Linked DNA regions of Homo sapiens: region 2 is linked to region 1. Evidence: chromatin loops called from intact Hi-C (ENCODE). Cell type or tissue: PC-3. All regions are shown on one strand. Links, peaks and the distances in the headings refer to the core of each region. The heading gives the core; the rest is flanking DNA. Region 1 has its middle 16 kb from the start of TBC1D19. Region 2 overlaps TBC1D19 (TBC1 domain family member 19).

Evidence for each region. Peaks named below come from ENCODE experiments on the same cell type or tissue, not always from the same donor. Only the 100,000 strongest peaks of a DNase experiment are listed, where the experiment ranks them.
Region 2: it touches region 1 in a loop (5-fold over the local background); 2 of 110 quality-filtered maps call a loop at or near these places.

What each region holds. Positions count from the first base shown.
Region 1 is chr4:26,560,370-26,576,699 of GRCh38, reverse strand. It overlaps a transcript of TBC1D19 not described here. Among named protein-coding and RNA genes, the nearest start is that of TBC1D19, 16 kb to the left of the region's middle. RefSeq lists an enhancer at 7,360-8,559. In PC-3, for the core only: no CTCF peak of the experiment used is centred there; a DNase peak (open chromatin) is centred at 7,949; H3K27ac peaks cover 4,250 bases.
Region 2 is chr4:26,711,056-26,727,385 of GRCh38, reverse strand. It overlaps TBC1D19 (TBC1 domain family member 19), which reads right to left. Exons shown (of 21, transcript NM_018317.4): 14 at 9,369-9,453; 15 at 7,261-7,305. Among named protein-coding and RNA genes, the nearest start is that of TBC1D19, 140 kb to the right of the region's middle. In PC-3, for the core only: a CTCF peak has its summit at 7,244; a DNase peak (open chromatin) is centred at 9,855.

The DNA.
Region 1 (16,330 bases), core at 4,950-12,949:
GTCCGTGAATTCTCTGCTGAATTGGACTCCACTCTTGGGGACTGACTTCTTGAGCGGGGTCCAAAGTCCCTTCCAGAATGCCCCCCCCGCAGGAATTTCAATCCAGTGATTTGTTGTGTAGAGCCTCAAACAAAGTGTGAGATTCTTTCCAGATTCCCCAAACAAAATGAAGTTTAGTTCATGGAACTACACATAAAATATATGTCAAATAGCACTTTTGTTAACGAAAAGGAAAGGTGGCAAAATCAAACTGCAGCCCCTGGGGAGAAGGGGAATGACAGCTGTGATTTATCACTAGCATTTTTGTCAGAGCATTTTTTAATGCCGTTACTTACTGTCAAAGCATACTAGAAACACTTTGAAAGCGCACCACTGACACATTACATCAGATAAATAAATGTTTCCATCTCAACTGACTCATTCGCTGGAACAACTTCACTTGACAATACAAATAAAGAAAGAGGACAGGAAATGTGGATGCTTAAAAAGTACATTTTTTGGTTTTCAGGGTGAGTGAAGATGTAACATTTTTTATAAATTTTAAGAATTATTTTTATATTCCTGAAACAAGAGCCATCAAAATTAGAACAAACTTGGGAAGTCAAAAATTTCATCTCCTTTTGACAAGAGTGAAATGTATTCTTTCCAAGGGTAAAATTAAGAGAATTGCTTCGAGTCACACAACAAGATGGAGGCAGAGTTCCAAGTTCAAAGCCAAATTTTCTGACAGTTTGTCCTGTGATTTTCTACTATCTTGGTGTGGGTGACTTGTTACTGTGTCTTTTCTTTTCTTTTCTTAATTTTTCTTTTTTCTGCTCCCTGCACAGATCCACAGAAAGAAACTAATGTATCTCATTTAACCCTTGTAACACCTCACAAGGTAGGGGTTATTTTCTCTAATTTTAACAGACTAGATAATGAACACCTGAAAGGTAGATAACTTGTCAAAAGTCACAATAAAGTCCAGAATAACAGCTGGGATTTGCATGCAACTTGTTCACATTTCTTCTCTGGGACAAATCAGAGTAATTTTTGCCTCACAAATGTTCAGGTTTCACTTTTCTCTAACAAGCCCAACTGGTGATGAAATTGACAATTCCAGAAGTTTTCAGAACTCCTCCTTTCTAACAGTGACTATATTTAAATTCGATAACTTCTATTGACTGAAAAGCTTATAAAGTATAAAAGAGGAGAATATTTCCCTTTTTCCATTGTGCATTCTTCACATCTCTGGGAAAACTTCCTCTGGACATCTAATATCTTCCTCTACATTATTAATTTCTAGATATTAGAAGAATAATAAGATTTTATTACATCTTAGAGATGCAATCTTAAAATGTCAGAAACATGATTAATAAAGAGAAAAGAATGTGGGGCTTTGCAGCTTGATAATACTATTTTGAGCTATTCTTTTTGAAAATATATAATATTTTCTCTAATAAATGGATAGACCTAAGGGTCGGTTTTGCTATTTCTCACTTCAAAGATAATAATAAAATTTAGAGAATTGTTAGTTTTGTAACAGAGAGCAATTATTTCTTCAAGCTATTTCTTGATTTAAATAAGCCTTATTAGACTTTGAAGTACCTTTGCATTTATCCAAGAGACTATTGTTTCCTTGGAAGGATAGTTATGAGTCCAACTTTTTTCTTTAGTAACTAAATGACCTTGTCAGAGACACTGGGATATTGTTATGTTCAAAACAATTATTTGGAAGAATCTGATTTAGATGTAAACGGGATACATTTTCTAGGCTCTGCAAAGAATGGAGATGATACAAGCAGAAGGGTATAGTGATCATGAGTTTGGAGCTTATGGTCAGGTAGACACAGGTTAGATACTGCTACGGTATAGATGCTTATCCCCTCCAAACCTCATGCTGAAATTTGATCCCCAGTGTTGGAGGTGGAGCCTAAATGGAGAGCTGTCTGGGTCTTGGGGCTGATCCCTCATGAGGAGATTAATACCCTCCCTTGGGGGTGAGTGAGTTCTCTCTTTATTGGTTCTCATGAAAGCTGGTTGTTGCTTCCTCTGTTGCCATGTGCTCTCTGCACATACCACCTCCCCTTCATGAGGTCTTCACCAAATGCAGATGCCCAATCTTGGACTTTCTAGCCATTGAAATTGTGAGTCAAATAAAACTGGTTTTTTTTTTGAGGTGGAGTTTCATCATGTCCTCCAGGCTGGAGTGCAATGGCGTGATCTCGGCTCACTGCAACCTCTGCCTCCCAGGTTCAAGTGATTCTCCCCACTCAGCCTCCCAAGTAGCTGGGATTACAGGAACTTGCCATCATGCCCAGCTAATTTTTGTATTTTTGTAGAGACAGAGTTTCACCATGTTGGCCAGGCTGGTCTCAAACTCCTGACTTCAGGTGATCCGCCTGCCTCGGCCTCCCAAAGTTTTGGGATTACAGGTGTGAGCCACTGTGCCTGGCCTAACTTTTTTTTTCTTTTTTTAATAAATTACCCAGCCTCAGGTATTCTTTTATAGCAATGCAAAACAGACAGAGACAGATACCCAAGATCTTACCAGTTGTATGATCCTGGGTATTTTTCTAAGGCTCTTTACACCTCAGTTTTCTCATATATAAGATGTGGATAATAATGCTTCCTGCCTTATAAGGTTATTACCAGAATTAAATAAAACACTGAGTGTCAAGTGCTTAGAAGCATGCCTGGTCCCTGGTAGGCCTCAGCGAATGTTTAAACCAGTGCTTCTCAAACTTTGGTGAGTGTTAGAATCATCTAGAGAACTTGATAAAAATATGAAGACTAGGGGCCTAGTCTATTTCAATGAGGTTGAGACTTTGTACTCTATTAGATTTCTAAGTGGATACAGTGTCAATATCTATTTGATACTGATACATATCAAAGATTGAGAACTGCTGGTTTAAACAGCGACAAAAAACACTTGTTCATCTTTTAAATATTCCAGGTATTTTGTTTAATGCCAAGAACACAAAGAAGAATGTATCAGTTAGGGCTCAGTTACAAAAAACAAAAACCACCCTAGCTTTCTTAAACAGAAAGAAATTTGATCCAGACCATTAAACACAAGGTAGTTGGAAAGTCTTGGGAGCTAGTTATAGACTTCCTTTCCAAAAATAGCTCTCAGAATCACACTGCCAAGGTGGCCCACCAAGGCAGCTGCTATCTTCACCATGATCAGGGGGAGGAGGAGTCAGAAGACAGCCATCAAGAACTGTTGAGTTTGAGGATACACTGCCTTAGCTGCCACCTACTGATCAAGAGGCTACCTCAACCACCGCAACTCTCTCAATACCCTCTGAACTGGGAACTGGATACTGCCATGCTGCTGCAGAAAAACACAGCACCTCCACGACTGTGCTTGTTCCGGCAACACATGCAACAGCTGAAGATGGCCCCTGCCTCACTTCCACCTTTGAAATCTTACATGAGGTCATCTAATTGGGGGATTTAATTTACATTTGCAGACTGGAAGAAAACAATTTTTTTAATTTTATAAATTTTTAATATTTATTATTTGCACATGATAATCATATTTGTGGGGTACAGTGTGATTTTTCAATACATGTATGCATTGCAAATTGATACAACACAGGTAGCTAGCACGTTCATCACCTCAAAGTTTTATCATTTCTTTGTAGTGATAACTTTTAAGATCTTCTTTTTTAGCTGTTTTGAAATATACAATGCAAATGCCCATTAATCAACAAGTGGATAAAGAAACTGTGGTATACATGTATGATGGAATACTACTCAGCCATAAAAAAGAATGAATTAATGGCATTTGCAGCAACCTGGGTGGGATTGGAGACTACTATTCTAAGTGGAGTAACTCAGGAATGGAAAACCAAGCATCATATGTCCTCACTCATAAGTGGGAGCTAAGCTGTGAGGATGCAAAAGCATAAAAATGATGCAATGGACTTTGGGGACTCAGGGAGAAAGGTGGAAAGGGGATAAGGGATAAAAGACTATTTTGGATTCAGCGTATACTGCTTAGGAGACGGGTGCCCCAAAATCTCACAAATTATCATTAAAGAACTTACTTATGTAACCAAATACCACCTGTTCCCCAAAAACCTATGGAAATAAAATTTAAAAAAAAGAAATATACACAATGCATTGTTACTTGCTATAGTCACCTTACTATGCAATAGAAATCCAGAACTCTTTCTTACTATGTATCTTTCCCCATCTCTTGACCCCCTCCCCGCCTTGGCCTCTGGTAACCACTATTCTACTCTCTAATTCTGCGAGGTCAACTTTCTTTAGATTCCACCTTTGCATGAAATCATGTGGTATTTGTCTTTCTGCGCCTGGCTTATTCCCCTTAACATTATGTCCTCCAGGTACATCCATGTTGCCACAAGTGACAGGATTTCATTCTTTTTTATAGCTGAAGAATATTCCCTTGTGTGTATATATACCAAATTTTTTATTCATTCATCTACTGACAGACAATTAGGTTGATTCCATTTCTTGGCTGTTGTGAATAGTCATGCAGTAAACACGGCAGTGCAGATATCTGAAAGAGAACATTGTAAGCTCTCTGGCAGTACAGAACCAGGCGCGGGAAGGAGGTTGGAAGGGATTCTGAGTGTCAGTCTACCATATTCACCATAGATGATTGTATTAGTCTGCAAGGGCTGCCATAACAAAGTATCACAGCCTGGGTGGCTTCAGCAATGGAAATTTATTTCTCATAGTTCTGGAGGCTAGAAGTCTAAGACCGTGATGCTATCAGGATTAGTTTCTCCTCAATCCTCTCTCCTTGCCTACAGACAGCTGCCTTCTTAATGTATCCTCACGTGACCTTTTACCTGTGGGCATGAGCACTCCAGGTATCTCTTCTTATAAGGACACCATTCCTATTGGATTAGGGTCCCACTTTTATGAACTCATTTAACTTTAATTACTTCTTTAAAGGCCCTGTTTCCCAATAGTCATATTGGGGGTTGGGGCTTCAATGTATGAATCTTTGGAGGAGAGAATTCAGTCCATAACAATGAGTAAGACAGACCTCTGCACTGGAAGAATTTGCCCCAGGAGAACAGGTTATAAAAACACATAGACACAGTTGCAGGTGCTAAATGTCACAAATGAAGTATCTAGACATTATGGTGAAAACAGCACAAGATGTAGGTGAACCTTTGGTGATGAGTTATATTTTTCTGTACAGAGCTTATAAGTAGAACTCCTTACCCTTATTAGTTCTTATTTTCCATTCTAGATGTAGGGTTCTAATGCAAACTCTAGTGTTTAATAGTGAGGAAAAGAGATGGTACAAGACGTACCTGTAGGTGGTTGCTGAAATTCTACACAAACTTCCACTCCTTTGACTTCAAGAGTAACCTAGTTGTGGAAGGAAGGCAAGAGAGCTTTTCTCACTAGCACCCTGTTTATTAATTGAAAAATACATAATAAAGGGTAACGGTATTGAACATTCAATGAGAAATACATGTATATCTCCTTTAGGCCTTATCTCAGAATTATCTAGACTTTACAGCTACTATGGTCTGATTATTTGTGTCTTGTTAAAATTCAAACATTGAAATCTAATCACCAAGATATTGGTATTAAAAGATGGGGCCTTTGGGAGATGATTAGGTTATGAGGGCTCTGCCTTCAAGAATGAGATTAATACTCTTATAAAAGAGGCCCCAGAGAGACACTGTCCTTTATATCATGTGAGGATGCAGCTGGAAGTTCCCATCTACGAATCAGAAAGTCGCCAGAAACCAAATCTGCTGGCACCTTGATCTTGGACTTCAGAGCCTCCAGAACCGTGAAAAATAAATTTCTGTTGTTTATAAATTATCCAGTCTAAGGTATTTTTGTTATAGCAGTTTTCACTGAGTAAGCCAACAGCTGAGGAAACTAAGTGACTTACCATGGATCACATGGAAGAAAATGGGAGAACTTGGATTTGAATCAGGGCCATCTATTTCCAATGACTCATTTCTTGTGCCAGAAATTCTTATCCTCTGTCCTTCTGACTTGTCCAGGATTCTAACTCTTAAAGATCATTGCAGGAAGCATCCCAATCCTGCAGTTAAAACCTTTGTACCAATAGCTGACTTTTTTTCCCTCTACTTTATTTCTACTTTTTAATCTTTTTGCTGTCCTTTGAATATTTACCTGTAAAATCATTTGGTGCTAATTTTATTTTTTACATCCTTTCATGCACTGGCTCTGCTTATTTTATTCAGTCTTCTTTTTTCCAATGTCTCTGTTTGTCTTATACTTAATAGGACTTTCTTTCCATGTAACCCTTGATGGCAACTTTGAACTTAGTGTTCTAGAGGAAAGAGATCTAATTAAGGCTATGTGCTTTAGACACTCAAATATTCACTTAACACATATTTTTTTGGATTAAATATGGATTAAATATGGATTAACACATATTTTTCACGTGCCATGCTCTGTCCTAGACACTGGGGATTCAGCAGCAAACAGGATGGCCAAAGAACCTGATCTTATTATGCTTATACCCCGTGGAGGAAATGGACTGTAAACACATAACTGAATTTTTTTTAAGGTGACCAGTTTAGATAACCATGGTTGTTTTGAAGAAAATGAAACCTGATGATGGAGTAAAGTCTGATATGTGGGTTGAGTGGTCAGGGGTTGTCTCTGAGGTGATGACATTCAACAAGGCTGGGCCAAGCTACATTAAATTATTTTCATCATCCAAATAGTACGTACATAAAGGTAGTTACTGCTTGTGTGAACAAATAAAAAACAAAGAAAACAAAGCCCCAGGTTCTAGTGATGAAAGGTTAAGTAGCTATGAGCAGACCGATGAATAAATGTGGACAAAACCAGACCTTTCTCATTTGGTACAATCTCCTGCTTTAGTAGGTTTTTTTCTCCTGTTTTCAGGGCACCGGGGATTTCTTTGCAAATCTCCCAGACAGATGAGTGTGAATCCTTAAAACTAAAAGTGATGGGTGGGCTGGGCGTGGTGGCTCACGCCTGTACTCCCAGCACTTTGGGAGGCCGAGGAGGGCGGATCAGAAGATCAGGAGGTCGAGACCATCCTGGCTAACACGGTGAAACCCTGTCTCTACTAAAAATACAAAAAATTAGCCGGGCGTGGTGGCAGGCCCCTGTAGTCCCAGCTACTCAGGAGGCTGAGGCAGGAGAATGGCGTGAACCCAGGAGGCGGAGCTTGCAGTGAGCAGAGATCACGCCACTGCACTCCAGCCTGGGAGACAGAGCGAGACTCCGTCTCAAAAAAAATAAATAAATAAAAGTGATGTGTGAATATTCCCTCCTAATAGTAATCAGTAGAGCTCAAGGCTTAGTGTTCTAGAGACCCTGCCATTATACTGAAATTTTAAAATTGTTATCGTAATGAGCATTTACATATATAATACATCTCATTATGCTGACAGTATGCTAGCTTCTGATTAAAAGTTGCAGCTAGATTGCTTCAGCCCTTTCTTTTACATGATATTTTCCCTTCAACTAATTTTTGATTATATGAGTTGTGCTATTTCATATCTAACTAAGCTATGTTCATTTATTAAGCCAGTAATCATCAAAATCTGTGGCTTAAATTTTCAATTGTAGTCTGTGTAGAAATAAATTGTTATTTGATGATAATACAGATTTTACTGGGTTCATGACTAGAAATCTAGATTATAAAAAATTCAGGCAGTCATATGATATTTACAAATAGCTATATGTTTGCCATTATGTGGCTAAAATACCCAGACAATTGACTGTTTGGTTTGGTTTTTTGGTTTTGGTTTTGTTTTTATTCAATTTTCCTCCAGATGATTCAGAGTAGATGCATCCAAGGAAATCTTTGAATTTTAAGTGCTCAATTTTCATGGCATATTACAAACTTCTACAATCAGCATGAGTCATCAGCTTTTCTCAGAAAGAATGGTTACTCTAAAGACTAGGATCTTGGTTTCTCAGTCAGTATTATTAGGAATTCTTTGATCTTAATCTTGCGTGTAACCTTTGCTCCTTAAAATGAGCTTCTGAATTTTAAACACAAAATGAAAATACTGAGGAAAACATTAAACAAATAGATGATTAAGACTTTAATGGCTTTATCATTCAGCTAAGTGTTTTCCTTCCTCATGAGGCCAAGCAAAACAAAAAACAGCTGAAAGGAAAAATCAAACACATCATCTAAGATTGTTTCCTGTGATCTCATGAAGATTGGGAAAGAACTGCTAAGTCTCCTGTTCTCTTCCGGAATGAATTTATTCTGACGAAATCATGCTAGTCAATATTCCCTAGGTTTGAAGTATATGGAATAAATGTCTTTCCGGAGCCACCAAAGGCTTCTGAGCTGATAGAATGGTGTCTTGTGATATGGCAGACAGAGACCTGGACTTGGATTAAGGGAATCAGGCTCTCATGTCAGCTCTGCTGCAAATTAGGGGTATAACCCTTTGGGTCTGTGTCTCATTTGAAAATATGATGTGGCTAGACAAGATGATCTTTCAAGATCTTCCATCAAAAATCTATGACGGGCTGGGCGCAGTGGCTCATGCCTGTAATCCCAGCACTTTGAGAGGATCACTGGAGCCCAGGAATTTGACACCAGCTTGGGCACAATGGCAAAACTACATCTCTACAAAAAATACAAAAAAAAAAAAAAATTAGCTGAGTGTGGTAGCACAGCTGTACCCCCAGCTACTCAGGAGGCTGAGGTGAGAGGATCACTTGAGCCCAGGAGGTCAAGGGCTGCAGTGAGCCATGATTCTGCCACTGTACTCCAGCTTGGGTGACAGAGCAAGACTCTATCTCAATAAAATAAACTCTATGATGCTGTAAAGCTAACAAGAAGTCCAGCAGCTCAACAATACCATATTGTAAGAAAGGAGATATTTGCTAATGTGATGGAAGAATCCATTATTAAAAAGCATCAGTTGACTTTTCTAGTATTCTTCTATCTATTAAGTGTCATAAATATGAGATAATTACAATATAAAAGATTAATGTGGGGCTGGGCACAGTGGTTCATGCCTGGAATCCCAGAACTTTGGGAGGCCGAGTCGGGTGGATCAGGAGGTCAAGAGTTTGAGACCAACCTGGCCAACATGGTGAAACCCTGTCTCTAAGAATACAAAAATTGGCTGTGCATGGCGGCACATGCCTGTAATCCCAGCTACTCAGGAGGCTGAGGCAGGAGAATTGCTTGAATCTGGGAGGCAGAGGTTGCAGTGAGCCGAGATCACACTTGTGCACTCTAGCCTGGGCGACAGAGCAAGACTCTGTCTCGGGAAGAAAAAAAAAAAAATTAATGCAAGTAATAATGAAATACCGATTAACCTAGGGACAGAAGGTAATGATTATACAGATGAAAATAACAAATTGATAGGCATTGGAGTAGTAACATCTCCTACTGCTCAGACGTAGTTCTGTTACCTTTATGGAGCAACAACAAAAAAACTACACTATGCTCTGCCTGTAGGTCTAAATAACAACATATCTCAAGAGACTTTCTTGGTCAGCTAAACATTTAGTCCTCCGATTTTCAGTTTCCTTATTAAAGCATTTGGATCTTGCGGATCTGACTAATCAGAATGATTTAGAATTTCTTGTTCTCGATTTCTTATCTATAAAATAAGGGGTTTCACCACAATAACGGTAAGATTCCCAAAATCTCTAAAATTCTGAGATTTTATATTTTTGAATGGTTTGAAAATCTGGACTCAAAATTAAATTCAACCAATCTAAGGAGTGTATGCTATCAGCTATGCAGAGCTGGAAAGAGAAATACCTTGCCAGTAAGCAAAATGGCTTCCTAAATGTGAAATTATTTCAGGGATCTAAAATAAGACACTTCCGAGTGTTATGTTTTCCCTTCCCTCCAGAAAAATCTCTCCTACTGCCTTACTTATAGAATTAGAGATTCATCTGTTTAACTTATCTTCTGATAAAATACAAATGCCTCTGGAAAGGTCACACATTTAACATTATCAGCCATTCTTTCCTTTGTTGAATGATTTTTTTTTTATTTGACCCTGTCTTCTTACAAAAAGGATTTGAAGCTGCTTATTAGGAATGAGTTAAGCAAATGCATTTCTGAGATCAGATGTGATGAAAGCCCACAGGAGCCAGGGAAGAATGTAGGAAGAAGGACGCCACCAGCGAGAAAAGCTCTATGTAAATTTCAAAGGGCTATAAAAGTATTAGAGATCATTACCAATAACAGGGCAAGACTGGATGCTTAAAGATAAACCTGGCCTATTTCCCAGTAACTTCAACAGGTCAGATTACTCTTCCTTCTTCTTATGGGGCTTAATGTTCCTTGTCTAATTCTTTGGACATCTTATTAAGCAGAAATCTATTCATAATTTGCTCTTTACCTTCCTCATGTTGTTTTCTTATTTCCTGAATGGAACAAAATTCTATTAGTCACAGTTCTGCCTCAAACCATATTTACACAGTCTCATGATCTTCCCCATTTCCTGGAAATGCAAAGATCCTTTCTCTGTCTTTGCATAAATAGGTATCTATTAAGCTCAGGAAGGAAAAAATGACTTTAATTTTAAATGGCTCCCTCAACACTGCCAGAGCTTATAGTAGCCCAATGGGGATAGTTCCAGAGTAATCAGCAAAGAAAAGTAAAAGTCTATTTTTCAAAGATAAAGTTTTAGCCACACATAAAAGCTGCCAGAAGTTTTTTAATGGGACTATAAAGATTACACATGGTTTAAGTCACAAGGACAACATAAACTTAAGAAAGAAAGGAAAAGGCAGTTTTGAACCAAGAGAATTGTTCTGAAAACATCCCACCTTACTGGAAGATGCCAGCCCAAGAAGAAAATCTACCATGGGGACAGAGAGCCAAGAGAGAGAAGCAGGCTTCTTGGTGTAGGAAGCTGGCCTTTTGGAGTAGCCTTTTTGGCCCTGCTAGTAGAACCTAATCTTTTATTTACTTATTTATTTATTTTAGACAGGGTCTCACTCTGTCACCCAGGCTGGAGGGCAGTGATGAGATCACAGCTCACTGTAGCCTCAATCTTCTGGGCTCAAGTGGTCCTCCCACCTCAGCTTCCCAAGTAGCTGAGAATATAGGCATGTGCCATCATGCCTAGCTAATTTCTAATGTTTTTGTAGATACAGAGTCTCACTATGTTGCCCAGGCTGGTCTCAAATTCCTGGGCTCAAGTGATTCTCCCACCTGGGCCTCCCAAACTGCTGGGATTATAAGCATGAGCCACCCACTCAGCCTATAACCTAATCTTGAACACATAATTAAACTATTCTATTAAGAAACTTTTAAACCACTACGTAACTACTGACCTGAATTAGCAGTCTTTAAAACAGGACTGTGGGATCAGGATTAGAAGTTCTATTTATATGCATTTATCTTAAAAAAATGAAATTAGCCTTCATTATTGTATTAGTCTGTTCTCATGCTGCTAATAAAGACATACCCAAGACTGGGTAATTTATAAAGAAAAGAGATTTAATGGACTCACAGTTCCACATGGCTGGGAGGCCTCACAATCATGGCAGAAGGTGAATGAGGAGCAAAGTCAAATCTTATATGGTAGCAGGCAAGAAAGAGTGTGTGCAGGGGAACTCCCCTTTATAAAACCATCAGATCTTGTGAGACTTATTCACTATCATGAGAACAGCATGGGAAAGACCCACCCCCATGATTCAGTTACCTCTCACCAGGTCCCTCCCACGACACATGGGAATTATGGGGGCTACAATTCAAGATAAGATTTGGGTGGGGACAATTGTTATTTACTAGAAGCATGGTCCACACTCAGTCACCTATTCTCTAGCCATGTTGCCCACTCAGCATGGGAGGTGTACTGGTGGAAGAATCCCATGAGGAGCTGACAGTGGTAGCCACATGTACTTCACTTTCAGCAGTTTGAGGCACGTGGGCTTCAGCCAGGGGAAGTAGATTTACAGAGGTATGCTCAAATTTCAGTTAAATCAACCTTCCCAAGTGGAACAACAACAAAAAAAAGATGTTGCAGAGAAATCATAGACCAACTCTATCACGTTAATAATGCAAGGATGCACACAAAATGGCAAATCTGTTATTTTGTGACTACCTAGTACAAGCCCTTTATCAGTCACATGACAATTTGTAAAAGAAATGTTGTAGAGAAATATATGACTAGAAGTTGGCCAAAATTTCTCAAAAATATTAATGTCTATCTGAAATATAGGTTTATATCCACTCTCACAAATGATAATCTTCTTTGTAAATGTATCTTGTGTGTGAGATATTAGTTATTGATAGTCTAGAAGCATCACAATTTGCAAGACCCTTAAAGGCTAAGCAGGCAAAAATTATGGGGAGACAGCAGAGTAGGAACCAACAGAATCTATCTTCCTACCTAGACAATAATTACACTGGCAGAATCAGTGCAATATAACTATTTTGGAACTCTGGAGTCTATTGAAGGCTTGCAAATTCCAGGTGAAGGTTAGAACAGTAAATTGCAGTCAATTTCAGCTCTTAGCTCAGCAGCAGCAATCCTACAGGGTGAAGTGAAAGGACACTGGACAGTAACTTGAATCAGTATAAAGATAAAAGATCCCAAGAAAGGTAAATACATGTGCAGTTATGAAAGGAAGTATTATTGTAACTTTTGTTTGTAATTCCACATATTGTTTTCTACATCATTTAGGAGGTGGCCAATGAAGTAAAAAAAAAATTGGTTTATGTTTTAGGGCTTACAATGTAAAAAGATAATGTCATGACATCAATAACTAAAAGAGATGGGAATAGAGTTGTTAAGGAGCAGAGTGTTTTTATGTTATTGAAGTTAAGATGGTATACATTCTAATTAGAGCATTATAACTTGCAGATATTAAATATAATCCCCAAAGAAATGACAAAGAAAATAGATATAGAATGTAAAAAAATGAAATGAGAAGGGAATTAAAACATTTCACTACAAAAATATACAACCAAACACAAAAAAAGATAGTACCACAGAAAATGAGGGAAAAAGAAAAGCTATAAGGCACATATAAAACAAACAGGAAAATGACAGAAGTAGTCCCTTCTTATCAGTAATTACTTCAAATGTGAATGGATAAAATTCTCCAATCAAGAGATAGATTGGCTAAATGGATTTTTGAAAGATCCAAATATATGCCATCTACAGGAGACTCACTTTAGATACAAAGAAAGAAATACATTGAAAATGAAAGGATAGAAAAAGATATTTCATGTAAATAGTAACCAAAAGAGGGTAAGTGTGGCTATACTTACGTAAGACAAAATAGACTTCAGATCAAAAAAATTTATAAGAGGCAAAGAAGAGCATTATATGTTAGTAAAAGGTTCAATATAGTAAGAAGATGAAGCAACTATAAACATTTATGTACCTAATAACAAATTATCAAAATATATGAGCAAAAATGAACAGAATTGAAGGGAGAAATAGACAGTTTTACAATAATAGTTGAAGATGTTAATAGCTTTCTGTCCATAGTGGACAGAACTGAAGAGAGAAATAGACAGTTTTATAATAATAGTTGAGGAAGTTAATAGCTTACTGTCAATAACGGACAGAGCAACTAGACAGAAGATAAGTAAAGAAATAGAGAACTGAACACATAATAAACCCACTAGATCTAACAGACATATACAGAACACTAACCAACAACCGCAGAATACACGTTCTTCACAAGTGCACATAAGACATTTTTCAGGATACAGCATATATTAGTTTTAATAAATTTTAAATGATAGGTATCTAAAAAGTATGTTTTCCAACTATAAGTGAATGAAATTAGAAATGAGTAACAGAAGAAAAATTGGAAAACTTATATTATTCAAAATTAAACATCATACTTTTTTTGAGTTTAGGTCTCACTCTGTCACCCAGCTGGAGTACAGTGCAGTGGCTTAATCATAGCTCACTGCAGCCTTGAAATCCTGGGCTCAAGCAATCCTTCCACCTCAGCCTCCTGAGTATTTAGGACCACAGGCACCCACCACCATGCCTGGTTATTTTTTTTTTCTTTTGTAGAGATGGAGTCTTGCTATGTTGCCCAGGCTGGTCTCAAACTCCTGGCCGCAAGCAATCCTCCCAAAGGGCTGGAATTACAGGCATGAACCACTGCCCTGGCCAACAACACACTCAAACAACCTATGGATTAAAGAGGAAATCACAAGGGTGATTTAGTGATGAATGAAAACAAAAATATGGCATACCAAAACTATGGGACACAGAAAAAGTAGTGCTAAGGAGGAAATGTATAGCTATAAACACTAATATTAAAAAGCAGAACTCAAATCAACAGCCTAACTTTACCATTTAAGGAACTAGAAAAAAGTTAAACCCAAAGCTAGAAGGAAGGAAATAAGAGTCAAGTGGAGAGAAATGAAATAGAGAGAGAAAAACAATGGAGAAAATCAATAAAATCAAAGATAGGTTGTTTGAATAGATCAACAAAGTTGACAAATCTTTAGCTAGGTTGACCAAGAGAAAAAAAGAGAGACTCAAATTACTAAAATCAGAATGAAACTGGGGACTTTACTACTAATTCTACAGAAATAAAAAGGATTACATGAACAACTGTATTATAACAAATTGAATAACCGAGATAAAATGGACAAATTCCTAGAAACACAAACCTACCAAGACCTAATCACAAAGAAATAGAAATCTGAACAGATCTATAATTAGTAAGGAGGTTAAATCAGTAATGAAAAAAATCTCCCAACAAAGAAAGCCCAGGACCTGATGGCTTTACTGGTGAGTTCTATTAAACATTTAAAGAAGAGCTAACACAGATTCTTCTCAAACTTTTTCTTAAAATTAAAGAAATGGAAACACTTCTTAATTCGTCCTATGAGGGCAGTAATACCTTGATATCAAAGTCAGACAAAGATACTACAAGAAAACTACAGACCAATATTTCTTATGAACATTGATGCAAAAATTCTTAACAGAATACCTGAAAATGGAACCCAGCAACATATTAAAAGGAATATATACCATGTCCAAGTGGAATGAGAAGATTGTTCAACATATGAAAATTGATAAATGTAATACACCATATTACTAAAATGAAGAGGGGAAAACCCAAATGATTATCTCAATTGATGCAGAAAAAGAATTTGACAAAATTCAACATTCTTTCATGACAAAAACCCCCAACAAACTAGAAATAGAAGGAAATTACCTCAACATAATCAAAGTAATATATGAAAAATGTACAGTGAACATAATACTCAAAAGTGAAAGACCAGAAGCTTTTCCTCTAAGATCAGACCTAAGACAGGGACATCTGCCTTCATCACTTCTATTAAATACAGTACTGAAAGTTCTAGCCAGAGCAATTAGGCAAGAAAAAGAAATAAAAAGCATCTATATTGACACTTCCTTTAAAATGGAGGGGGTGTGTGTGTGGATGGGGGTGTGTGTGTGTGTGTGTGTGTATCTCTGATTTCATATTGACCATTCTTCCATTAGATAAAGGAATAATATTTTTTCAGCCCGTTCTCCTCCTTTGAACATTGTATGAAAAGAAAGTAAAAGTTACCAAAGCAAATTCAAGAAATTGAGAAGAAACAGAATTGTTCTTCCTCAAAGAAGAAAATTAAATCATCTTTGAGAACAATTTGGGTCGTCTGAACTCTCTGGAAGCATTTGTATAAGACTGGATTTGCCTGTTCCAATATTTGGTAGAACTAGCTATTAAAATCATTTTGACCTGGTGGTAGTTCTTCAGTTTCCCCTTCTCCATTTTCTCCTCTTCCTTCTTTTTTAGGAGTGGTAGAATAGAGTTTTATATAATTATAGATTCAGCATCTTTAATGATTATAGGTCCCTTTGGTTTTCTATTTCTTCCTGACTCAGTTACGTGAAATTATATTTTCCTTGGAAATTGTTCACTTTATATAAATGTTCAAATTTATTTGTATAAAGTCCATATGATTCTTTTTATTATTTTGATATCTGCTTTATCTTAGTTTATCTTCCCTGTTTCATCTTAATATATTTATTTGTACTGTCTCCTTTTTAATTTTTAAAAAATTTCCCCCAAATATATCCATTGTATTAAACAAAATATTTGATTTGGTTGATTTTCTCTCTTGTATTTAACAGGAAGAGAAACTTATTTCCAAAAAAAAAAAAAAGCATCCAAATTGGAAAGGAAGAAGTTAAACTATCTCCATTCACAGATAATATAATTTTATAGGTAGAAAACTTTAAAGATTCCACAAAAATTTGTTAGAATAAACAAAACCAGCAAAGTACCTGGATACAAAGACAACATACAAAATTAGTTGCATTTCTATACACTAACAATGAACAACCCAGAAAAGAAGTTATGAAAACCATTCCATTAATAATAGCATCAAAAAATAAAATACTTA
Region 2 (16,330 bases), core at 3,662-11,661, 150 kb before region 1:
GCTCCAAAAAAAGGCTACACAGTCCGCTTTGTTGAAGGACGAGTCAGATTCTGGTAAACAAAATCTGGAGGCATAAGAAGCAGTGAAGAATCCATTAACACTGTAGGGTGCATACTACCTAGAACATTTCTTTGATCTTAGAGGTTGTCATGTTCTTGGCTAGTTTTTCAAAATCCTTCCCTTTGCCTCTCATCACTTCAGCCTTTCAAGGGTCAAGTTTCATTCACCTGACTACCACCCAAGAGCATGTTTCCAGCAGGCGTCAGGATGCTTGGGGCACATCTCATAGCTGGCCTCAGAGTTCTTCTACAAGTCTGCTATAAGTAATTATTTTCAGATTCTAGCCTTTCCTTATGCATCTGAAGAAAGTCTAAAATATTAACTGCCTATTCCACTCAATGTGAATAATTTTATAAAGTGATGATTTATGGGCCTTTGACAAAGCTCAGAATGGCAAACATCGTTAACTAAAATAAATCTTGAACTAGATGAGATATAAATAGTAAATATGACTCAGAAAATACCCCAAATATTAACATGCTTTGCACTTATTAAATATTCTCTTCATTTCCTCATTGTCTCTATTAATACTTAGCATTTATCATTGTACCGTAACTCGCCTATCTGATTCACTTCAACTTCACTCCAGCTGAAAGCATATTATTACTTAGTACAGTTTATTTAATTCATTTGTTGAAGTAATCAATTCCTCTGTTTATTCTCATTCCATATGTAGCCTACAGGTCAGTAAGAATAGAGATTGGGACAATGATTAAATTGTTTTCTAGTTATTTCCATTATCTTTCTGAATTAGAATGTCACATTATGGTTTTGTTACTCTATTTCAGTAGTTAAAATTTCACAAAACATAGGAACATAACCACATTTAAATATCAATCTGAAAATCTTACTTTAAAATTTTAGTGAGGTTTTCACTGAAGTCTAAAGTTATACCTCAAATGAATTTTAGAATATGAGATAGTTTAAATTTATTTAATTAATATGGATGACAAACTACATTGCTATTTATTAATTTGACACTTGCAAGAAGATTTAAAATGATGTACTTTGATTATTTTTCTTCTAAGAGCCTTATCTAATCTTTGTTGTAAGGGGCTGTCCAGTGTACTGTAGGACGTTTATCAGCATCCCTCTCCCCTGGCTGACAACCAAAAATGTCTTCAGACATTGCCAAATGTTTCCTGATGTGTGTGTGTGTGTGTGTGTGTGTGTGTGTGTGTGTGTGTGTGTGTGTGTGTTGGGAGAATTGCCACTGGTTGAGAATTACTGCTCTAGAGTACTGAAACTCCCCTACCCAATATTCACTGACAATTGTTTTCTTCTGTCATGTAAGAAACAAATGGTATTAACAAATTTATGATGGTTGTTTATCACTTGTAATTAAGTCAGTCAGATACATGTGTATTTTTGCTACAAGTCTGGTTTCCTTGCTTCTATTCTTATTCCTCTGTATTCTATGTTCATTTTCTTATTTATTCCCTCACTTATTCAATAATGTTTACTGAGCACAGACTTTATGCCATGCATGATTCTAGGTGCTAGATATGTTGATCACCAAAACTATTAAGGTCCTTGTTCTCTTGGAGCTTACATTCTAGTGACACTTTTATTCTACACAGTAGACAGGATGATCGTTTAGAAGTATTAATCAGGGTTGGGCATGGTGGTTCATGCTTGTAATCCCAGAAATTTAGGAGGCTGAGGTGGGCGGATTGCTTGAGACCAGGTGTTCAAGACTAGCCTGGCAACATGGTAAAATCCTGTCTATATGAAAAATACAAAAAAATCAGCCCAGCATGGTGGTGTGCACCTGTAGTTCCAGCTACTTGGGAGGCTGAGGTGGGAGGATCACTTAAGCCCAGGAGGTCGAGGCTGCAGTAGTTCATTATCGGCCCACTGCATTCCAGCCTGGACGACAGAGCAAGACTTTGTCTTGGGGGGAGAAAAAAAGAAAAAAAGAAAAAGCATTAGTCAGGAATTGGAGGAGAGATGTCACTGAGAAGAGTGGAGTAGGAAACTCCCAAACTCCATTCCTCCATTAAAGCAATGGTTAAGCTGGCAGGAACTGTTAGAATCAACTTTTTTGAACTCTGGAATTTAATAAAAACTTACAACCACCAGGGGAATATTTAATGAAGAAAGAATTTTAGTAAGAGAGCATATGGCATTTTAATTTGCCCACCTACCATACCCTACTCCCCAACTTGGCAGCAGCCATGAAGACCATGGCTCACATTCCTGATGCAGATTGCTGGTACCAGGGGGATCTTGTATCAAAATATTGTGGTTGTGTGTTTTGACCTATATAGTAGCTAACTGCGGGACTGGCTCAGGAGATTGCCTTCATTTTATTTGCCTCATCTCTGGGCTTTTTCAGGACTGACATGGCCTGCCAAGAGGCATTTGTCAAAAGCATTTAAAGGAAAATATATACTAGCTGCAGCCACCTAGGAGAAGGAATAAAAGATGGGAGTGGTGGTATACAGATTGAAAAGCCTGGGAAGAAAGAGGCTGGGGTAGGAGCTACTTGGGGCATGAGGGCTTTGGAAAGCATCTGTGTATACAGGGGAATCTAAAACTTACCCAAGAAGACCTTAGGCTCCCACTTCTGACTGCCTTTGAGGCTCTGTGCAAGCAGGAAGTGAAGGCTAACATACAGTTGTAAACAGCCTGGCTAAGCCTTGAAGGAGTGCCCCAATACCCAGCCAATCTGCAAAGACTGAAAGAGGGGTTTTTATTTTTGGTTCTAGATATTTAAGAAAATCTCTGTCAAATCACTAGCTGACTGTTACTCTACTAAAATAAAGACTTCAGTGAGCATATAAGATGAAAAATATCTTTATAAAAATATCTGTATAAAATATCTTTATAAAAATATTTAGAAAAGTCACTAAACAACACCTAGAACCCACAACAAGCAACAACAATGAATTCTTGGGGAGGGGGACAGAAAGACTCCCATTTCCAGTGATACCACAGTATAATATTCAAATTATTCCATTTTCAACAATAAAACAATTACTAGGCATGTGAAGAAATAAAAAAGTATAACCCATTCACAGGAAAAAAAATAATAAAAAATCCCTGAGGAAGCACAGACATTGGACTTACTAGACAAGACTTTAAGTCAACTATCTCCCTAACTGACCTAGCTCCATCTACCTTTTCTAACTCACCTTGTATCAGTCAATGCTTTGCTCACTATTGCCAGTCACACTGGCCATCTTGGTGAGCTTCAGACTATCAAGCTTATTCCTGCCTTCAGACATGCTGTGTACTCTCTTCTGGAACGTTCTCCCATTTCATTGCATAGCATACTCCATATAGTCTGTCTCTGTTCATATTCCACCTCCTCAGAGGCACCTTTCCTGACTACTTGATCTAAAATGGCTATGCCCATCCCAACTTCCTACAATTTCTGCTCCCTTTCATTGTTAAGTTCATCATTCTTTGAAATTACTTTCATTCATTCATCCTTTGTTGATTGACTGATGATTGACTGATTTTATGTTCCCCTTACTAGAAGGTAAGCTCCTTGGCAGCAGGTACTTTGTTTGTATCATTTACTGTGGATCACCCTCCTACAACAGTGACCTAGGCTAAATAAATATTTATCAAATGAATAAAGACAATTTATATGTGTTGAATAACAACAAAAAATATAAAAAGCTTATAAAATTCTTCTGAGAAGTCTCCCTTAGTTCAGAAATTTTGCTCACTAGCTGTTTGGGGAATCTACTAGAGGAAATCTGTCCATTGGTGATTCTTCAAATGAAGTGAGAGAACAAAATGTCTGATGCCACCATAGCCTGTCATTTCCCTCCCAGGGAAGGTAATCACAGGCATGTTGGGGGTAGTGGTGAGAAAACCTCTGCCACCCTGTAAGCACTGGCCTGGTCAGGGAATGAGAGTGTGTCAGTGAGCTGCAGGCTAACCTCTATGTGTGGTCCCCTGAGACCAAGAAAGCCACAACAGTTTTGGTGGTAGTAGTGACAGAGGTGTCAAGATTTCAAAGTAATAATATCTTTGGCAGAGGTTCAAAACAGGGTGGGTAATATAAAAATGCTGCTAAGTATTGCCTTGAGTTAAAAAAAAAAGCGGGGGAGAGTAGATTGACTGGTCTTTGTCTCTTCTTGTTCTGAAACTTCAGAATCATTGCCCAGAGAAAAGTGTCCTCCTTGATTCTGGCAAGTTCTAAAACAACCTGAGAGGAGAAATGATTCTGTAGAACTAAATTTATGAACAGCTGTGGGCTTATCTCATTAAGGATTAAACAGTTTTCATTCTGGATGAAAATCTTTCTAGAACCTATCACATACATCCTCTACCTTTTTATTACATTAACTACTTTCCTTTCTTCCCAAATTCACTATAATGAGCTCAGCAACATCTTCTGAGGCAGTAGGGCATCCTGATAAGAATGTTGCTTCTGAAGCCAGACAGCTTGGATTCAAAGCTTGGCTTTGTCACTCACCTGTTGGGCAGGTTAACACTCTATGCCTCAGTTTCTTTATCTGTAAATAGGGATAATATTAGTACCTTCCTCATAGGTTCTTGTAAGGACTAAATGAATTAATATATGTCATATACTTAACACATTGCCTGGGATATAGTACTGCTTGGAAAATGTTTGCTGCTGCTGCTATAACTATACTGTTACAATTATTACTATAGCGAGATTTTTTTTGGTGTCTTGAGCTCATTATAAAGATGCTAAATTATAATATGCTGCAACTTAGTGATACCTTCTTAAAGGGCACAGTGTTACTAGCTTTTACATAAAATGGCCCCAGACTGATTTGCTGGAGTGGTCTAATACGCTGTTTTATAGCTCCTGTATTTTCCTTTGTGAAGTCTCCTTTTTACTTCTCACTGTTGTTGCTATTTTTTCATATCTATATCAGCCTTTTCCATGCTTCTATTTTTGTAGGAGGCATAAAAAAGAGTTAACCAATTTGTTAGACATGTGTGTTAAGTAAAAGCTAATATATTCTAAACTAAGTTGAAAAAACACTTCTATGGATGGAGAGAAGAACTTGAGTCCATGGACAACTCTTTTGGCTATTCAGAGGTATTTTGTTATTGTTTCTTGCTTCTTAGATAAAATATAAAAAGTTACTATAAAAGTAAGTTTCTGGGATAATAGATGTAACAATGGTAATATATAAAGTTAAAATTAACAAACCTCTAATTGAGTTCAAATAAATACTCATTACAGTCCTATTACATGCTAGATACTGAGGCAACAAAAATGAATGATATGGCTCTGAACTACAAGAAGCTTGCAATTAAGAGGAGGAGATAAAGTATAAACAAACAATATCAAGATAACATAGCTAGAGATACCAAAGAGTTTAGACCAGGTACTATGGGAGTCTAGAGGAAGGGCCCTTAGCCTAACCTGGGGATTCAGGGAAAGCTTCCTGAAAGAGGATCATGCCTAAACTGAGCTTGATGACAGCCAGGTGAAGAAAGGTTAGATGGGCTATTCTAAGCATGGAAACATGAGAAGTGATGAGACAGGAAGCAGCATAGTGCTTTCGTGAGAGTATGTAGCTGTGGGTATAAATAATAAATAGTTTGATATTGCTATAATTAAAAATGAGATGGGAAATAGTGGAAAATGAAGCTAGGAGGTAGACTATAGGGATCAGACTCAAGAGGTCCTCATATGTCATGCTGAGAAGCTTGAATATCACTTGTTAAGAGATGGGAAGCCATTAAGAACACTTTGAGAAAAATGGCAATTTGCAGATTTTCACTTTAGATGTATAACTCAAATGAGCAGTGTAAAAGACAGCAAAACTAGAAAAGACTGTGGGAAGAGGGACCAGTTAGATGGTTGTTGCAATTAACAAGCTAGAGATAGTAAGAACTGAAAGGAGACAAGGCAGCGGGGATGGTGTGGAAGAGAGGGTTCCAGACGTATTTGGAAGATAAAATTGGAAGGTCCTCGCGACTTATTAGATGAGTTGGGGACAAGGTGGAGAGAAATCTAGGATGGCCTTGAGTTACTAGGAAGATGACAATTCAATTAACTGAGAGAGAAATAGGTGGGTTTTTGTTTTTTGTTTTTTAATTTAGTTTCTTCTTTTTTCTTTTGGGGGTGGGCATAAGAAGATAAAACAGTGAGTTCAGGCTGGGACATATTAAGCTTTAGGTAGTTATGGGAGAGGTACGAACTGGATATATTTTAGAGTAATTAACAATAGATAGAATCATAAAAGCAAATGGCAGCCCCTAGATAAAAGTAAGAAAAGAGAAGAGCAGCAGAACAAGAGTGAGATATTAAAAGAGGGACAGAGGTAGATGGCCCATGAAACTGAGATTCCATATTGAGAGACACAGGGAGAGAACAGCGCCATGAAAGCCAAAGCCACGTATGAGTTTTAGATATAGTGATCAGTAAAGTTAAACACACTCATAACAGCTACATCTTCTGAGCACTCACTACATGTCAGGCACTTTGTGGTTTTATATACCATATCTCATGTAATCTATTATCCACATGGTACAGATGATGAACCTGAAGTTCAGAGAAGTCATGTAACTTACTTAAGGTCATAGGATAAGCTGGAAGAATTGGGATCTGAACCCAAGTCTGCTGGATTACAAAACCCATGTTCTTAACTCTGCTGGAGTAAAAGAACTTCTTCAGGATGCAACTTAATATTATCATAAGGACTGCTATATATTGCTTTTCCAAGAAGCATATCTTAAAACCTGTCTAGTTATCTCAAAAGAATATTTAATGTCTAATGAGGTCATTATATATTTGATCACTTTATAACATCAAAATAGGTGATTTCAGTGATACCTTTTAATAATATTTTTGTTTCATAAATACTACATTGGTCAAATTATGAGAACAATAAGGTGCAATACAAGATAATCCACTCAATTGAGTAAAGCCCAGCTCCAAAAAACCCAAAAGGAAGGTCTGCATTGGATTAGCTAGTGTTCTTCACAGGAAAATGAAGTGCCTTGGACTTAGATCTAAGCATACTCAGCTTTCTCACAGGTTTACTGTTGGTCCCAGGGAGAATCAGAGAGAGTATGCATAATTTAGCACAAACCTACCACAAATGTGGAGGATTTCATTAAATTATACATTCTATGGAAGGTTTATTTTAGATAATAAATGATTATCCATTAAAGAGAATAAGAAAGTCACATTTTGATTATAAAAGTTGTAATTTTTTCACTTCCCACTAGAGGAAGCAATAGCATTACTCTTACCATTTGGTGGGTAAAAGACAGCATATTCTTCCAGTCCTAGTTTTCCTATAAGAGAAAACCATAGAGGATTTCAATATGATTAAGTAAATAAATCTTTAAAAATCAACTTATTTTGTGAATGTACTAACAACGGAATTTTAAAAACTACTATAAACTGATATGTCATTTCATGATATGAAATTAACTTAAAAATGTACCAGCCAATCTTTTGGTATTAGCAAACCCTTTCATCAATTAAAGTAACACGAACATAAGTACAACAGAAGCGACACAAAACAACCAAAAGAACAAACGCTTTCAAGTTCCTTAGGCACTTAAGAAGAGAAGTATCTATTTATTATGCATAAAATTGTTTTGCTAATTACAAATAAGTCTAATCTATTCATTAAAGCAAGTCTTAAGCTTTGTAATACTGTGTGTACACTTTTATGGAATGTGCTGAAAGTTAAAAATTAAATGACTAGCTGTATGGTGGTCATATTTTCTGAATACCAAAACAGTTCACATGATTTCAGAATGGGGCTGAATATTTGAAATCAGAGTTGTCCCAGAAAAGTAAAGTATATTCACAATAGTCAAATATTTAAGAGAGTTTTAAAAAGTATCTTTCCTTTAAAACTCTTAAAAGTTCTCAGTTTTTTCCACCTTCCACTGAATATCTTTAAATAGCTTTTACTTTGACAGTTTTTCTAACACTTTTGAGTTTATTGAAAAGTCACTTGTATTTTTATACTGGGCTAAGAGTAATATTTTTAGTTAAAAAAAGTTCTTTTTATTCTTGTTAGGGGTGGTGACAGAGACGAAATGAAGAATAAGAAGTGTGAGCAGTTCAGGTTAGGGTGGAAACAAAAAGGATTGATCTTGTGAGCAAGAAGAGAATGGAATAATGAATAGGTAGGTAGGTAAGTAGATAAAATTGATTACTGGGCTAGATGCTGAGAGGCAAACATATATATGTTCTCTCAACCATGTGGTTTATAGTCCAGACTAAACCATGAAACATTAGGGTATATTTGCTAACTTTTCTAGCACAGACTTTAAGTGTTTAGAAGTTCAGAGGAGAGAGAAATAGATGATGGGTTGGTGGACATGGTGAGGTACTGGCTAGTTCTTCAAGGACCTATGATTTTTAAGGTTGGAAAGTGGGAAGCCTTCCACATGCAGGGACTATAGGGAGGCTAGAACGAATATGGGGTATTGTGGAATAATCAGGGAAGCAAAGTTAGTTAGGTTAGGACAGTATCAACTGGTCAAAGGCCTTAAAATCCTGGCTGAGTTTAGAGGTGAGCTCAGTAGATAATTCAGTTTACAATCAGTTTTTCAGCAGAAGACTTAAAGAAACAAACAAAAGGTTTCCATAAATTCAATTTAGAAGCAATGGACCTAAGAAAACCTTATGTTAGGGGTAGCTGAAATCCAGCACAAGGTTATGTGGCCTCTCCTAGGGTAGGAGGTGGAGCAATCAGGCAGATAGTTCAGACATAAGAGATACAGGAGAAAGTTTCTTTCTTCATGGAAATGGCAGAATGACCATACACAATGAAGTCTGAGCTTTCAGTGTTGGGTGTTCACCATTTAATAAAAAGGAAAAGTTGGGAAGGGCATTCAGCTGAAGTTAATTGTATCTTCAGATGATGGCAGGATATTGATATTTTATAAGCAGCTGGTGATAAAGAGGAGAAAAATAACTAAACTAGACATTGGAGAGCTAAAAGCATATAAATTGTATCAAAGTTTTGTGTGTGGTGGAGCGTTTTGAGAGAAGTATAGATTGTTAAAAAAAGTAGAAAAAGCAAATCTGTGTTATAAACTTAGAAAGAAAAAGAAAAGTCAACAGATATGACATAAAAACAACAATAAAGGGTAGAGCACACAGGGAAGACAGAGAAAGTAACTTGAAATGCTGCTTCTGGGAACCACTTTCCCGTGATTTGTGATAAATTACTTGGGCACTGATTTGAGGTATGAAAGGATAATTACGGTCATCTGAGAGAAATCTTAAGTAATTTATAATAATTTGGCAACACCACTATCTCCAAAAATAAAACAAATATTCTTGGCATGATTATGTAAGTCTTAATACTTCCTTAAAATTATTAAAAATTTACCTCTTATGTATGATTTTGGTGGCGAGGCACTGTTGAATGCAAAGTGACTCAACACAGATGTATCCCGGGAAAAACAAAGTAATACCTGAATATAACATTGGAAAAAAAATAGCAATTAAGCACTATTATAAAACCAGGTAATTCATTATTTCCTACTCAGGAGGCATCCTTCAAGTTCAAGTACCGTGCCTTGCGGTGGGAAGAATGCCCTTTATCGGTATACCTTTGGTAAGCATTACAGTGGGATGCCAAATTCTTCCAAAGAGTTCTCACCATTTGCTACCTCAACTTTGAAGAGCAGAAAATGCAAACTGCTAACTAACAGTTGACTCTTCTCTTGTGTTTTCTATCTGGACAAGAGAAGCACCTGGGGGAAATTTAACAGATGAAAAATGTATGGAGAAGACCCTGAGTAACTATTGTGACATAGAGCAATTTGGGAAGTGCAGGAAATGAACTTGACTCATACTGGGATGCATCACGCAGTTAGGCATGTCAGGGTGGGAGGGAAGGCAACTCGTGGTACTTAGAAAGGACAGCAGCAGCAGTAGAACAAGTGGTTGCCTAATAAAGGGTAGAAGCTAGCTGTCCTGACCAGTAGGGTAGAGTATGTCAACTCTATGTGGAGATGAAAATAGGCACAGTAGAAAGTCAGGATCAAGGATGTCCATTAGGAGGTACTAGATTGAGGACACCAGCCTGGAATTTGGGAGCAGCAGTCCAAGACCCAGTAAGGCCATTAGTGACAGGAAATCTGGGTCTCAGTATTAGAAGACCTGGGATTCTAAAAATATTACCAAGAAAAGAACTCAAGATGACTGAAAAGGCAGAACAGGTGCACAGAGTCAGGCTGAACTAGCAGCAAGAGTGAAGGGAGAGGAAAAATCCTTGTGTCCAAGACACAAGAAAGGGGATACAGCTTTGGAAAAAAGGATAGGTAATGGAGATTGGGAATCAGTCAGGTTCACTGGTGGAATGCATATCAACCACTGCCACTGCTTTGTTTTCATTATATTTTAAATGACTACATAAGTGGTACATGTTAATGACAAATTTAGAAATACAGAGTATTGGCTGGGCATGGTAGCTCATGCCTATGATCCCAGCACTTTGGGAGGCCAAGGCAGGAGGATCACTTGAGCCCAGGAGTTCAAAACCAGCCTGATCAACATGGTGAAACCTCATCTCTGTTTAAAAAAAAAAGATTAATTTTAAAAATAAAGAAATACAGATGATAAACAAAAGGGGAAACAGCCATAATCCCATCAGTCTTAATAATTTGAGGTATATCCTTTCAGACTGCTTTTTAACATACTCATACATATAATTTTTTCAAACCAAACAGGATTATATGTAGTTTCTTTTCACTATTGTAAGATAAATATTTCTTACACATTTTTATGTTGCAGAATATTCCACTGTATGAAAGAACAATAATTTATTTAACCTGTACTGTTGTTGAACATTTAATTATTTCCACTTTTCCCCAACTACAAACAACACTAGAGTGAATTTACTTATGACTAAATATGTACGCCTTTAGTTATTTAAATTCCAAAAACTGGACCACCTGTCTGGTCAATTGCTTTGGGCATTTTTAATTGAACGATGCCTCTCCCACATTTTCTTTATTTACTTCTACCTGACTCCTGTAAGCTGTAAGATTTACCTACACGTATTCAACCTGCCATGCCTTTTACTTACTTTTATCCCCCCTGTTCCATTCTGGATGACTTCCTCAGATTATTTTTTAGTCAGTTCACTAATTCTCTTCTTCTGCCCCTACTATGCACCAGGCACTGTTCCTTGTGTTTGGAATACATAAAAGGAAACAAACAAAACACCTCTTTTATGGAGTTTAATTATGATGGAGCAGAATGTGTGTAACAAATAGCAAATATGATAGATAATTACATTATATAGTGTATTAGGTAGCAAGTGCTATGGAAACAAGATAAAGGGGAACAGAGAAAGAGTGGGTGACACTTTAAAGAGGCTGTTCAGTGTAGGCTTCCTTGAGAAGGTGATATCTAATCAAAGATTGAAAGGAGTTGAGAAACTTAGCATGCGGATATATGTGCAAAAGCATTCCAGGAGACTTGTTAGGAGACTATTGACAGTGGCTTTCACTAAGATGGCAGCAGTGTGTGGCAGATGTATGACACACCACCCAGAGATCCTCCTCTAGGAATGAAGGACTAACTATAGCAGCTGGTAGTGCTGTAGCAAATAGCCCTCAGCAGCCAGCTCTTTTCATGGACTACCTCTGCTGGAGAGAGCTATTTTGCTCAAATATCAAGGTCACACCCTTTTCCTGAAATGGCCTATATCTGATGAAGAGGATGCAAGGGAAAAAGGTCTGAAATGCTTGTCCCCAGCTCAGGATGGGTCTGACAGTTTATTCCATCTTTAGAACTCTCTGCAGCATTGGCTGAGGGTTTCATTTAAACTGTATTGCAGCTAGAATTGTCCTTATGCTCAATCCTGCTTCATTAACTGCACTTATACATGTGTTGATTCCAAGAGCACTCGCTAATAATCCTTTGGTATCCTCGTCTCCATCTAAATTGGCTTCCCTGGGAACCCATCTTACAATACAGTGAAAGTGGGGAAAAGTCAGATTCTAAATACACTGTGACGGCAGGGCCAACGGGAGTTACTGATAGATTGAGATGATATTTTGGAGAAAGACAGCAGTCAAGGAGAGTAACATGTGGAAGTTGAAGGTAGAAGGATGTTTGATCTCAGCGAGTGGAACACCTTTAACTGAGACAGGGAAAGTGGCAGGCAGAACAGTTTGGGGAGTGAGATCATGGGTTCATTTTTCAACATGCTAAATTTGAGATGTCTGCAAGACATCTAAATGGAAAAATTGAAGAGGTAATTGGAGATACTTGTATGGAGTATAGAAGAAAAGTTTAAACTGAAGATACAAATTTGAGAGTTATCAACATATAGATGGTAGTGAAAGCCACAAAATAGGTGAGCTTGGTGGAATCATCAAGTGAGTGAGTGTAACTAGAGAAAAGAAGACCAAGAACTGAGACTTGAGGCATTCTAGGATATTGGAGAAAAGAGAAGGAACCAGCCTAGACAACTGAGTAGTGAGTAACCATCAAAGGTGGATTTACCATGATGCTCTGTGAGTGCTGCAAGTTGCTGGGAGACGCAGAGTGTCCTAGGCAAGGAAAGTAAGTCAGTGTGTAATCAGAAAGCATTTCTATGTATGCATTTCTAGAAACTGTTTCTAGAAAAGGTAAACTGTTTAATAAGATCTCAGAAGAAAAACACCTGAATCTCTATAGTTCTAATAATCTGTTACAAATTTTTCCTCATTCAAAACAAAAATATGTGTTCTTATCTGGTTTTGTATTTATAATATGATATTCTTTTTCTTAAAGAAGGCCTTCCAAATTTTATAAGCTTTAGGTCCGCAAAATGCTGAATTTGCCACTGGTGACTAGAAAAGTAAGAGGAAAACTAAAAAGAATGTGGTGTCTTGAAACCCAAGTGAAGAAACAGCAAAAATGAATCAAATGCTGTTGAGAGATTAGTTAAAAGGAGGATGGATAATTGGTCATTGGGTTTAGTTCTTGATGACCTTGACGAGAGTAGTTTCAGTTCAAGTGGTAGGAGCACCATACACAATGTTTGGTACCTGCTTCTTAAAACAACATGGCACATGTATACATATGTAACTAACCTGCACGTTGTGCACATGTACCCTAAAACTTAAAGTATAATAAAAAAAAAGAAAAAACAAACAAACAATGCATTAAAGAGATCTTTTCATATCAGTATATACAGAGCTGCCTCATTCTTTTTAATTTTTTTGGTAGAGACAGGGTCTAATTATGTTGCCCAGGCTGGTCTTGAACTCTTGAGCTCAAGTAATCCTCCTGCCTCAGCCTTCCAAAGTGCTGGGATTACAGGCGTGAGCCACTGTGCTTGACCCGCTGCATTCATTTTTAAAGGGCTGTATCATGTTTCACTGAATATGTACTCCATGATTCATTTAATGGGTTACTCCCCAATATATGAACATTCATTTTCAACTTTATGCTGTTTCTGACAATACCAAAACAATTAGCCTTTTACTGTATCATTTTACACATATGAGTGTCTCTGTGGAACAAATACATAGGAATAGAATTGCCCAGTCAGAGAGTATACACATTGAAAAATGTGATGGCTATTTGGCTGTATATTTATATCCCTTGTGTTCTTTTTCCAGCATTTCTATATGTTTACAGTCTAAAAGGGAGCTGTGTGAACAAGCCCAATACCTTATGTTGCCTAACTCTATTTTCTATTACATAGTCTAAATCATTATTACTCATATTTAAAAGAGTAAGGGATTTTAATATTTTATTCAGTAAAGAGGCAGTTAACTGAATCATCTTATTAGTTCTACTGGCTTTCAGTCCAATCCCTTGAATTTTTAAATAACTATAGTTAACAATAATGTTGTGTCCTTTCTGTTATTTATTATTTTATTTTTCTTATTCCATTGTTGAGAAATTCCAAAATGATATGTTCTTTCCTTCCTTTAGTGGGAACATCTCTAGTATTTCACTAATGAGTAACATTAACTTACATTAATATTGCAAATGTTGGTTTCAGATAAATACTATTATGTCAAGAAAATATATTAATACTTGATTTCTAGTGTATAAAAAGTATAAAAATGAATATTAAGTTGCAAAACAATGTGAATATACTTAACAGTGCTAAACTGTACCCTTAGAAATGGTTAAGTGGTCAATTTTATGTTGTGATTTGTTTTACTACAACTGAATACTTTTTAAAAATCGATATTATCAAATATGGTCTCAAATAAATTTTTGGCGTCTATTAAGATAATCATGTGAATTTTTTTTGACCTATTAATATAATAAATATTTTCCAATAATTAAGAAAAACCATTAGGCTCTAAAAATTCTAAATTTATAAATATTAATCTCTTCTCCTGCCAAACTTTCACATACCACTGTGGTAGGTAGCATAATGGCCCCCGAAGATGTCCACATCCTAATCCCTGAAATTTGTGTGCTACCAGTTTGGATATGGTTTTTTCCTGTGAAAACTCCTGTTGAAATATGATTCCCAATGTGGTAGTGTTGGGAGATGGGCCTAGTGGGAGGTGTCTGGGTCATGTGGGCAGATCCTTTATGAATAGATTAATGTATCTCTGTGGGACAGGACTAGCTGCCATGAAAGCAGGTTGCTCCTTCTCATGTTTGGTCTCTTTGTATATACCTGCTTACCCTTCCATTTTGTGCCATGAGTTGAAGCAGCATAAGACCTTCACTAGATAGGCTGTTCAATCTTAGACTTTCCAGCCACCAGAATCATGAGCCAAATAAGCCTCTTTTCTTTATAAATTACCTAGCCTCAGGTATTCTGGTATAGTCACACAAAATGTGACTTATGTGACAAATGGGATTATGCAGATGTGATTAAATAGAAGATTTTTAAATGGGGAGATTATTTAGGATTGTCTGGCTGGGCCCAATGTAACCAAGGATTCTTATACATGAAAGAGAGAAGCAGCAGGGTCAAAGTCAGAAAGAGATGTGATGATGCTCTCTGCTGGCTTTGAAGACAGAGGAAGGGGACACAAGCCAAGGAATACACTAGGTTCTATAAAGGGCACTCTAGGTTCTATAAATGGCAAGAAAAACCCAGATTCTCCTCTGGAGCATCCACAAGTAACACAGCCCTGCCAATGCCTTGATTCAAGCCCAATGAAACCAATTTCAAACTCAACTAAATTTATGGCAGCAATAATAAACTAATAGAACCAATCAACAAATACAACAATAAACATATATAATTAGGGTAAAATAATACAACAAGAAAATATACTTACAAACAACTTTCTACTATTGCCTAGAGGAAAAACAATTCCTAAAGAAACATTTGTATTAACTTTCCCTTAGTTTAGCAGACTCGTAGAAGCACAGTAATTTTAGAAGAAGCTCTATGATTAAATATATCTCCCTAGAGTCCCTGTTGCCCTAGAGAAGACAAGCTATCTGAGACTGCTCTAAGGAGAATATTGGCGATTGTAAGGTGATAATGCCAGAAGTGGTATGTTAGACAGTACGTACTGGTGTGCAATCCTGTGATACAAGCAAAGAGCTGCCAACTCTTATTCTAACCTGAGTTGTTTTAACTTCTGAGATTCTAATTTTTGTATCTGTATGGAAATGACAGTTCAATTGTAAATCTGCTAGAAAATGGTATGATTATATGAAGATGACAATTTCAATCAAATTAACTAGAAAATCTAACCTGGATTAATTACCAATTAAGTAAAAATTAAACTTCATCAGGATGAAGCTACACATGATAGTAATTTACTTCATTTAGAAGAGTTATAAGAAACTGAATGTGTAAGTCTGAACTATGCTAATACGGCAGAATTATACCTAAAATGTCTACATATAGCCACAAAAGATTTAGTTTGTCCTAAAGCTTTCTCTTACTTCTAGAAAATATATTTATGGTAAATGTTTCTGAGAAATAAATTATTTTTATAATAAAAAGCACATAAGAAATGACATATAAATTGGGCAATCACTTTAACGTAAAACTATTATAAAATTTTTTTCATTTGTGATACTCTTACATTTTTATCCAAATTTAGAAAATTTCAAATGATAAATTTTCAAGAATCACTTTTTAAAACACTCTGCCCTCACCTGTCAAAAACAAGCAATGGGGAAAGGATTCCCTATTTAATAAATGGTGCTGGGAAAACTGGCTAGCCATATGTAGAAAGCTGAAACTGGATCCCTTCCTTACACCTTATGCAAAAATTAATTCAAGATGGATTAAAGACTTAAATGTGAGACCTAAAACCGTAAAAACCCTAGAAGAAAACCTAGGCAATACCATGACATAGACATGGGCAAGGACTTCATGTCTAAAACGCCAAAAGCAATGGCAACAAAAGC